Linked DNA regions of Homo sapiens: region 1 is linked to region 2. Evidence: chromatin contacts called from ENCODE Hi-C or POLR2A ChIA-PET data. All regions are on one chromosome and are shown on one strand. Each heading gives the region's core, a stretch centred on a gene start or an enhancer-like site at or near the end of the contact. The rest is flanking DNA. Distances are from core to core; before and after follow the strand shown. Region 1 holds the start of NXT2 (nuclear transport factor 2 like export factor 2). Region 2 holds the start of SLC25A53 (solute carrier family 25 member 53).

Region 1 (5,217 bases), core at 1,274-3,773, 5.4 Mb before region 2:
AAATGATTCTACTATAAAGACACATGCACACATATGTTTATTGTGGCACTATTCACAATAGCAAAGACTTGGAACCAACCCAAATGCCCATCAATGTTAGACTGGATAAAGAAAATGTGGCACATATACACCATGGAATACTATGCAGCCATAAAAAAGGATGAGTTCCTGTTCTTTGCAGGGACATGGATGAAGTTGGAAACCATCATTCTCAGCAAACTAACACAGGGACAGAAAACCAAACACAGTTATGTTTTCACTCATAAGTAGGAGTTGAATAATGAGAACACATGGACACAGGGAAGGGAACATCACACACCTGGGCCTGTCAGGGGGTGGGGGGCTAGAGGAGGGATAGCATTAGGAGAAATACCTAATGTAGATGACGGGTTGATGGGTGCAGCAAACCACCTTGGCACGTGTATACCTATGTAACAAACCTGCACATTCTGCACATGTATCCCAGAACTTAAAGTATATATATATATAAAATCCTATGCTTAATAAATGGGTTTTATATAAAAAATAGGTTTTTAGAGATAGGGTATTAACTTTTGCAGCTGCAGGACAGAAGTAGTTCTCCAAAGCACAGTTCTATGCTGGTAAGAGACCTAGGCAAGACTCACTTGACCACATACTGACATAATTACGTAAAAGATATGGTGCAGGGATAAGTTGCAATGAAAAAGCTGATGAAATCTCGGTCTGTTGAGGACTTAATATTATCCATGCTACATGCATACTTTTTGTGGGTGTAAGCTATACTTTTGAGCCATGATCAGAAATTATCTATAAATATATGAAATAAAAGGGGCGAATCAGGAAATATTCCCCGTAATGACCCACCCCTTCATTAGCACTAATAATACCTTAACCATATTGGTTAATTGATGGAACTAAGAAAAGGAAACATATTTAAGAAAATATGCTGGGCCTAATGTTAAGTGCGGTATTTTAATTAATTCATACTTACCAACCTGAAAATAAAATGAGGTTAAGGGAAAATGGCAACTTGCTCCAGGTCAAAGAACTAGGTAAAAGTAAACCTGGGATATGATTCCAGAGCCCATGTTCCCACTAATGCCATACCAATCCTTCCCTGAGCAATTTGCTTTTAAAGAGTAAATCCACAGTTACCACTTATGCAAGTCAGATGAAACGCTGGCTCCAGACACAACCTGGTATTTAATAAAGAGTAGTAGTCTATAAAGAGTAGTAGAGTCTATAACACTCACCCGTCTTCTTTTATCCATTGTCTCATAGTAAATATTGACAAACTCCTCAGCAGCTCTACATGCCTGATCTACATAAGTTTTAAAATCCTACAAGAAAAATTCCAGAAGTATAGATTACCAACCTTTTCAACCCCTCACAAACACAAAACCACTGACAGAAGCTGATGATTTATTTCAACCACTATGTAGCTCTATATACAGTCCACATTCTTTCATATAAATTCAGACATTTTAAAGGCCGGACTCTGAAGTTTGCAATTTTAAAATTTTTCACTAATTTTAAGTGCATGTCTTTAGGACATAATCTTCTCAATGAATCTGAGTCTTTTTCAGTCTCCACATATAAATTTATAATCTTTTCTTGGCAACTAAGCACTTTAGACTTTCAATATTTTACAAACATTCACGGCAATGAAAATGACACCACCTGAACCTTAGAAAAGGAGAGAGAGCGGCAAAAACTGCCACTGAATAAGCTAGGAAATTGTTTTCTGTTTTCAAGTGAGGTGTTAGAGCCAAACTCCAAAGTTGATGAATGGGAAACACACACACACACACACACACACACACACGAAAGTAGTTCAACTACTTGAAAAACCGGCAGCTCCACTTAGGAAACTTTCCCACATTGCGTAAATATTCACTGCTGTTTGCCTAAGAACTGTGACACCGAAGAAAGCAACGCTGTTGGCGTTCGTGCCGGAGAATTAAGGAATACCTTCCTTCTCATTCATGTACGGGGCCCAGTCTATTACTAAATTAAGAACAATGAATCGCCAGTTTCTTTGTCAGGTGACTGAAAGTGATTTTTAGAGAGGAAGATAATCGAGAGAAAGAAACTGCAAGCCATAAACAACAAACCCCAACATCCCCGCCTCTCGCTATTTCCCAGCTCAGGGTCCTTTCCGGGATCAGAAAGCGACTGCTAACCAGGCTGGGGGTGGGGCCGGCAGGGCGGGCAGCAAAGCGTGGGCCCCGCCCCGCAGTGCAGAGAGCCGGGACGTGATTCGTCACCTATCCACGTGAGCAGCAGCCAGACCGCCCCGGAATCCCTCCTCTCAGCCACTGGAGTCCGGCGCCCAGCCGTCCTGCCACGGCCCAGGCACTCACCAGAGACGTGGCCATCTGGGACCTTGTAGCAGTGTGTTCTGGCAGTGTCGGCGTCACTACCTCCTCACGTGTCCGGTCCGCAGGGCTGCGGAATGATCAATACTTATGAAGAGAGCGAAACCCGCCAAACGCACAAAATTTTCCACCCTCCCATTCTCTCCCGGAAGTAGCTCGGTCCGTCGTTAAAAGCACACCGATGTTCCAACCTTAAGTTCCACTTCCCTTCAGTTCCTGAAGATCCCTCCCATCCACCTTATCTACTTGTTTGATACTTAGTTTAAAATTTAAAAGCCACTTTGCTTTTGTAAACATGATACTCAACAGGAAAGTCCCCTACTTTTCTAACGACAAGCCTGGGGACAAGCAAAAATGAAAGTGTTCAATTACAGGGACTTTTTTGCCCCAGGAGGCGGAGCCAAAGCCCTCTGAAGACCAATTAGAAATGCGAGGAGACCTACTATTCCGTAGCCTATAGGATAAGTGGGCAGAGCTTGGGGAAAGGCGTGCGTGACTAGTGAACAATTTAGCATTCTGGAACGTTCTGGAAGGATCATCCTCACTGAATTACTACGTTTTGGCAGTATGCCTAAAATTACTATTTCATTTTAACCCAGCCACATTGAACAGGAAAAGTTCATCTGGTTTCTCCATTCTGGCATTTTAAAATGTCTCACGGACACCAACAAAAATTAAGTTTACAGTGCTATTCACCATCTTTTAAGGGCTATTTATTCTGCAAGGTATTCTAACAATAACTAAAATGTCGAGTGCTGACTATATGTAAGGTGCTTTTCTAATCAGTTTTACATATATTCACTTATTATAACAATGCTGAGGTAATTGCTATTATTTTATCATCTTCATTTTACAGCTAAGACTGTAAAATCTGCCTACGGTCACAAACTAGTTGAGATTCAAACTCAAGCAATATAACTGTCATGGCAATGTGGCTTTGCTCCCCAACACCCCTTAAAAACCTCTCATCCCAAAGCCGCCAATGACTTCTGATTTAAATGGCAAATTAATTAGATGTCGTAGTTTTACCTTGAGTGGCTGGTGTGTGGCCCCTCATAATAGTTACTTCTTCTTTGGTATCCTTCTCTGTCTCCCTGAGACCAGTGGCTTCTGTATTTTCTCATACTTTTAATCTTTCTCTTTATCTGGCTCTTTTCTCTTCAAGGTAGGACTAACGGAAGCTTCTTCTCAGCCAGCCAGCTTCCGTTTTCCGTTAACCTCTGACTGGCGTCACTTCCGGTGCATCCCCCCTTTTAAAGCCTCCCTTCTTCAGGGTGATCTAAATTGCTACTCGTATGCTAATGAATCTCAACAACCTATCCCAAGCCCCCACCCCTTATCTGAGCTCCAATTACACATAATAATTTTGCTAAACATGAACGTGACTGCACTATAGGCTTCTCAAACTTGTACGTCCAAAATTTAAACTCATTATTTCCTCCGCACTTCCAAACTTTTATATTCTCCCAGTCACCTATCTTGAATTCTCGGAATCTTTATTTTTTTGGTTCCGCTCTCCTCCTCATCATAATTCATTCAATAAATATTTATCAAGTATTCACTATGTGCCAAAGATTGTGCAAGGCTCTGTATATAGAGTGGTGAATAAAATAGGCATGTTTCGAATCCTTGTGAGGCTCAAAGTGTAATGAGAGTGCTAGACAATAAACATAACATTGAGTTACAAAGAAATACTAAGTAACTTGCTTAGTTCTGACCATTCCCTATAGCAACCCTTCTCCCTCTTCCCCTCCCCTCCCCTCCTCCTCCTCCTCCTCCTCTTCTTCTTTTTTTTAGAGACAGAGTCTCACTCTGTGGCCCAGGCTGGAGTGCAGTGGCATGATGTTGGCTCGCTGCCAACCTCCGCCGCCCGGGTTCAAGTAATTCCCTTGCCTCAGCCTCCCGAGGAGAGTAGCTGGGACTGCAGGCGCCAGCCACCACGTCCGGCTAACCCTCTTCGTTTTTCTCCCTCGCTCTTCTTGGCTCTCTCCCTCCCTTTCTCCCCCACACTTCTCTCACTTTCCCCATCTCATTCTCTCCTCCCTCTCTCACCCCCACTTCTCTCTCTTTCCCCCTCTCATTCCCCCTCTCATTCTCTCCTCCCACACAAACTTTGATAACTCTATTGTCTATTTTCTTCCAAATTCTCATAATCTTTAAATACCTACCTTGGTCTGATCTGAATTTATTTTCCCAGGCTATTCTCCCAAATTCACCAACACTGGCAAAGTTAACTACTACTGTTTGCCAAGAATGACTGATGTTTACTACTTCATTGGTGATTGTTTTTCTTGATTGAGAGATTGTGTTTTATATGATTTCATTCAATCCTCACAACCCCCAGAAAGGCAGACATTATTATCTAGATTTTTAAAAATTTAAACTTAAGTTTAAAGAAGTTAAGTAAATTGGTTAAGATGATACAGCTAGTGGACCTGGGATTTCAGTCCCAAACTTTCAAATCCCAAAGTCTGCTTTTAGACACTTGGCTATTCATGCATTTACTTATATATTCTTATTTTGGAATGTTCCCTCCATTTCTACCTGCCCTTCAGGGACCAGAACAGGTGCGATCTTCCCTATGAAGTCTTCCCTCATTTCATGTCCCCTGAACCCCAACTGTTGTGAGCTCTTTAATGGCTATGAGAATGGCTATTGGTGTGGGAAATAGTGTTGAAAAATATGGGAGGGTTGAAGTACTGGAAAGGGACAGCTGAGTTAGAGGTGGAGGGGAGCTCAGTTTTGCACTGAATTTTTGCACAGAATTTTGTGCTACAAAGTGGAAATTGCTACATTGTGCTACAAAGGTAGGAGACTGGGTAAACTGATAATATAGAAACCAATGATGGGCTCTGGT
Region 2 (5,403 bases), core at 2,796-5,295:
TGTAAATAAAAATAATAAAAGGAACCAATTACAAGAGGTCATAGCAAAAGGAATGTATTAAAATATATTCAGAAATAGGTAATCCTAAAGAAAATTATTATCTTGGTTCTTTTATTGTAGCTAGAGGAATGGATTTAGTCAAGTGAGATTAGAATCAGTGACTATACATTATTTACTATGTAAATAATAGGATATATACTTTGGAGGAGATGCTAGATGTTTTGAAATTTTCATCCTTGCAAATATATATTTCAACAATCTGGTCATTTTCAACCTGAACATTTTTTTCAATCTGAACATTACTCTTAACTAGTACTTGTACATTTTTACAATATTATGATTGAAGTTTGTAAAGATGATCCAATATGTCTTCTGAATCATAGAAGAATTATTAAATTAGGATATGTTTTTATTATTTGCAAGCTGGTAATCCGGTCTGTTGTTGTTTCTTTTTCTTTTAACACTTCTAGACTAATCGGAGCATGCTTATCAGGTATCTAACCTTGGGCTCATTCTTTGATCATCTTTGACAACACAGAGTTTACACTCAACAAACATATAGCAACCAACAGCTGATAAATTTAAGATTCATGCTATTATAGCAGTGTCTATCACAAAATAATTGTGACTTAACTAAAATTTTAACAAATGCCACATAACTCTTTTTAATAAAAACATAATTTTTCCACAATGAAGCACAAACAGATATATCTTCATTTCTAATTTGATAGAATGTAGTCTGCTGGTGTCACCAAGACAGTAGATTTCAGGAATAGGCCAGATCTCATTTTAATCTGAGTTAGGACAGATGTTCAAGTTTGACTTAAGAGGTCTTATCCAGTTACATCTTAACTCACTCCTGACTTCCCCAGAGATGGGTACGATGGCTCTGCCTACAACAGAGGGCCTACAGAGGGACTTCTTTACATGATCCTCTGACAAACATGAGCTGAGCATGATGAGTATTAGGGTTCCCTAGAAGCAGAGCCTAAGGTGGGGCATGATTCTTGGGCCAGTGATTTAGAGCGAGTGCTCTCAGCAGCAGCGGAGTGAGAGAAGCAGGATATGGCTGGAGGAAAAAACCTAAGCTCGCTGGAAACAAGCTCTAGCCTAATCCCAGGAGGAGCTCTGGAGTAGGATTTACACCACAGAATTGGTCAACCTTGAGGCAAGGTACCCTTGTACTCTCATCATCAGTTAGTCATTGCTTTTGGCTGCAGGGTTGTGTGTGTAGGGGTTGGGGTTATTAAACAGAAATCTCCCAGGCAATGAACCTCTTCTGCAGAGTGCAATTCTGCAGAGAAGGAAGCAGCTGTATTCATCAGCTAATACCCACAGCAGCTGGGGGATGGATCTATCTGCCTTGTAAAGGGGGCCTGAACTGGTCACCAGCTGTGTAAAACACTATGGTATAGAAACACTGTCATATATATGTTAGGACCCCAGAACAGCTCTGAAGAAACAAATAACTGAAACATACTGAAGAAAGCACTGCAGAACCTGAACACTTAAATTATGTACGTAGAGCATTGCTTCTAAAAATATGCTATGAGTACGACTAAGGATGCTAGGAACACATCTCCCTTTCTAACATTGGGTTTACGAACATCCTCTCCCCTCAACTACCCAGTTTGCTTAGCAGTAGCAGCTGGTGGTGAATTCTGCCATTAGGGCAAGATGCCCAGCAAGGAAAGAACTGGGTTGGTTAGGAGAATTTAAGGCAGATGAAGTCTCTGGAATGGGGATATGGTGTGTAGGGTGAAAGGAGCTAAAAGGGAAAGGTTTCTTTGTGTATGAAACCCACTCACCAATCTCCACCATTTGTTTATTTCTACCGGCCCTAGAGACACTCTTGTTGGCTCGTCTTTCCTCTGCCAACACTTTTGCTTTGCATCAGGATTTTTCTCTTTCCTCGCCTCTGAAACTCGACTTCTCACAGCTCTACCCCTTACACTGACACTTTCTAATAGTTTGACAGCTAGAAATAATGGAGAAAATTAAGTAAAAAGTCTTTCCGTGCTACCTCTGTTATTTTTGTTTTTAAATTTGGCCAAGCCCAGACATGTGTGCTATCGTTGGGTGTTGGGGGAAAAAATAAAAGACAAGATGATTTGTCTGCAATTCAAACCCAAGAGGGTTTCCTAGGTGTGGAGTGATGGGTTCTGAAATGCCAAATGAGAAAGAAGGTCAGGGAGCTACAAAAGAGGTACAGAGGTAGGGACAAGGCAGTGCTTCATTTACCTTCAGCAAACCTGGTGATTTACCTTCTCCTTCAGTCCCTTCACCATCACCAATCCTTCCCCTGAAAAAACCATTGTGGACTGCCTGATGATAAGTTGGGAAGTGAGAGTGGGTAGGTGTGGAGCAAGAATAACAACATCCTGGGTACCGTACATTCTGAAGGAACAGAGGGAATTCCTGTTTTGTTTTAACCTGGGACAGAGGGGATTGGTTTGTTCTCTCCAGGCTGAGGCAGTAATTCCTGACTCTAGGGACTGCTGATATGGAAATTACTACTACCACTCTGGGTGGAGTCAGATGAGTATATTAAAGAGTCTCATTGTACTGTCCTAAAATAAGCAAGATCTTTGCTAATATCCAAGCTTTACAGAACGGTGGGATGAGGTGAAGGCCCTGTACCTTTATCCCCAGTGGTCTTCAGTACTATAGGAAGTAATGGGGCCTGTGTGGCACAGTGGAGGGCAATGAGTGAGCTGGTTATGCCAATTCCTACTATAGTCACCTCCTTGGCTGCCAGCCTTCAAGGGAGAGATCTTTGCCTTAGTGGGTTCTGCCCTTCTGCTTCTGAAGAGAACCTAGTCTTTCTGTATGGGCATTCAGGCAATTCTTGGGGTGGGGAGTTGGGGGAGAGAGAGCACTTGAAAAGAATTTATGGTGGCCTTTTTCTCAGTGATATTTGAGAAATACCAAGACACATCTGAATGTATCTGAGTTTAAGTCTTGGCTCTATTTGTTATTAGCTCTGTGACCGTGGGCAAGTTATTGATTTATATGCAATCTGACTAATCTGAGTTTTCTTAGCTGCTTTAAGCAGACAAAGAGGACAGGAAAGGGTAATACACTTAAGAACCAGCAAAGGGCTATTGTGAGGATGAAGCAATAACAACAAAATGGGTTTAAAGCACTTATCATAGTGCGTGGTCCATAGAACTGCAAACGTTGGATTTTGCTTATTTTAGGACAGTACAAAGAGACTCTTTAATATACTCTTCTGACTCCAGCCAGAGTGGTAGTAATTTCCATATCAGCAGTCCCTAGAATCAGGTATTACAGCCTCAGCCTGGAGAGAACAGGGCAATCCCCTCTATCCCAGGTGAAATGATTATTATCATTTATTATTTATTAGCCAGAGGTCTTAGGTGAGATCAAATTCAATCATTATAATTTATATTTCAATATACTGCTTAACTTCATGATAGGCAATGTTCTAGGTGCTCCTCACATGTGAAATTTTAATATTTTTACTGCAACTCTGGAGGTAAGTACTATTATTATACCAATTCTACAGATGAAAAAGCCAAGGAATAGCATGCTTGAATCACTTGCCCAAGATGCCATGTTTAGATAGTGGTACAGTGGGGATTCGAACGCGGGAGCTCAGGTTTCAAAGTCTGTGCTCTTTACATATGCAGCTAAAGAGTCAGACAAGAACCAAAAGGAGATGGAGAATAGAGGGTAGAAAGGGCACAGGTTCAAGGTGAAAGGTCAGAAACTGCAAATTCGGAGTTTGGGTTGGTCTAGCAGCTTAAAGGCGTCATCATGAACTGTTCACCTAAGTAAGTTAAGCTCCTGTTTGAGAATGACTGATAAGCTTGCAAGCCAACTTACAAACAAACTGGGGAAATGTTCCAATAGATGACTAAGTCTTTTAGGTCTTTTTACCTGTGTTTTTCGGTCTCTATACCAGATTAGTCGCCTGGCTCTCCCAAACAGACCGGCCAACTGACGTAGTCGCGAAACGGTTAATGTCGAGGCGGGGGCGGGGGAGGCGGAAATAAAGAGAGCGGAAGCAAAGAGGATTGTGGGAGCTCCGTTGTGCGTCGCTTAAGTGAGGGCGGCGGATGGGCGAAGGTCCGGTGACTGCGACTGTCGCTGCTTTCTGAGGCCACAGGAAAGGGGCCGTCGGTCGCCGCCATGACAGCGAGCGAGGCGGAGGTTTGTAGCACTTCTTATGGGCTGAGGGCGTAGACACATCCTGCTTCCAGCCTAGCAGGCAAACGGGAACGGAAGTGATAGGGGATCAGAAGTTGCGAGGGGATGAGGAGTAGGGGAAACTGACAAGCGGACGGACCCGGCGGCGAGAATTGATGGCGTAGCTGTAGGATTAAGGGGCGTGTCAACTGTGTTGTGTGTGTTGACACTGAGATGTGTGAATCCCCTCATTATTTTTAGCTGGGGACAGGCGGGGTCTATGGGGGAGGGGGCGGACGGATGAATGGAGGATAAAATCAGGGCGAAAACGTGTTGTCTGCTGGGCACCAGTACATCTGAGTCACATCTCAGCAGGATGATTTTATTGGAAAGATCTAGGTCCCTGGTTTCAGATTCTGCTATTGATGCGTTGATTGATTTCCCTTACCAAAATACCAAGTACCTGCTCTGTGCTGGGTACTGCACTAGAGGCTCCGGATGAGGAAAGGAATTAGGCTTTTTCCTCGACATTTACAGCCTGCCGGTTGCTATCTGCATTTGGAGACAGGCTATTACAATACAAGGAGACAGAGATAGATCCTGTGTTATGAAAATCTATTGGGTGCCACCGAACTCATCTGGGAGTTGAGATCTGGGACGGCTCTTTGATGCGGTGATTTAACATATATTTTGAAGACAAAATAAGCAGGGCAAAAACGAAGTGCAATTTTCCTCCAAGCACCTTCCCTCCCTGTTGAGGTGAACTGGAGAACTGAGTAGCATTTAAGGCCCAAAATTAGTGTATTTCTTTTTTTTTTTCTTTCTTTCTTTCTTTTTTTTTTTTTTGATAAGGAGTCTCTCTACTTCTGTCGCCCAGGCTGGAATGCAGTGGCGTGATCTCCGCTCACTGCAACCTCCGTCTGCCGGGTTCAAGTGATTCTCCTGCCTCAGCCTCCCGGGTTGCTGGGATTAGAGGCACCCACCACCACTCCCGGCTAATTTTTATATTTTTATATTTTTAGTAGAGACGGGGTTTTACCATGTTGGCCAGGTTGGCCTCGAACTCCTGACCTCAAGTGATCCGCCTGCCTCGGCCTCCCAAAGTGCTGGTATTACAGGCATGAGCCACCGCGCCCGGTCCCCACAACTAGTTTATTTCTGGTAAGAGCATTTGCCCATCACAATGGGACTTCCAGGCGCCTCTGGAAGAATCAGTCTTACGTGAGTGCAAAGCCTGCAAGCTCTGGGTAG

What was found. Hi-C counts contacts between places; a loop is a spot of excess contacts on that map. ChIA-PET counts read pairs that join two places held with the same protein, here RNA polymerase II (POLR2A). Pooled maps may share reads with other maps.
Region 1: a map of naive thymus-derived CD4-positive, alpha-beta T cell shows a loop between it and region 2 (27-fold over the local background). The contact joins the promoter of NXT2 here to the promoter of SLC25A53 in region 2. A Hi-C loop is called at or near these places in 1 of 168 maps with a recorded cell type or tissue (naive thymus-derived CD4-positive, alpha-beta T cell) and 9 of 50 pooled maps. POLR2A ChIA-PET finds 5 or more read pairs at or near these places in 1 of 52 experiments (T-cell).

What each region holds. Positions count from the first base shown.
Region 1 is chrX:109,534,150-109,539,366 of GRCh38, reverse strand. NXT2 (nuclear transport factor 2 like export factor 2) reads right to left here and starts at 2,523. Exons shown (of 4, transcript NM_001242617.2): 1 at 2,346-2,523; 2 at 1,236-1,322. The coding sequence starts at 2,360. RefSeq lists enhancers at 1,993-2,052, 2,343-2,542 and a silencer at 2,163-2,212.
Region 2 is chrX:104,155,651-104,161,053 of GRCh38, reverse strand. SLC25A53 (solute carrier family 25 member 53) reads left to right here and starts at 4,045. Exons shown (of 2, transcript NM_001012755.5): 1 at 4,045-4,176. It also overlaps a transcript of FAM199X not described here. RefSeq lists an enhancer at 3,972-4,271.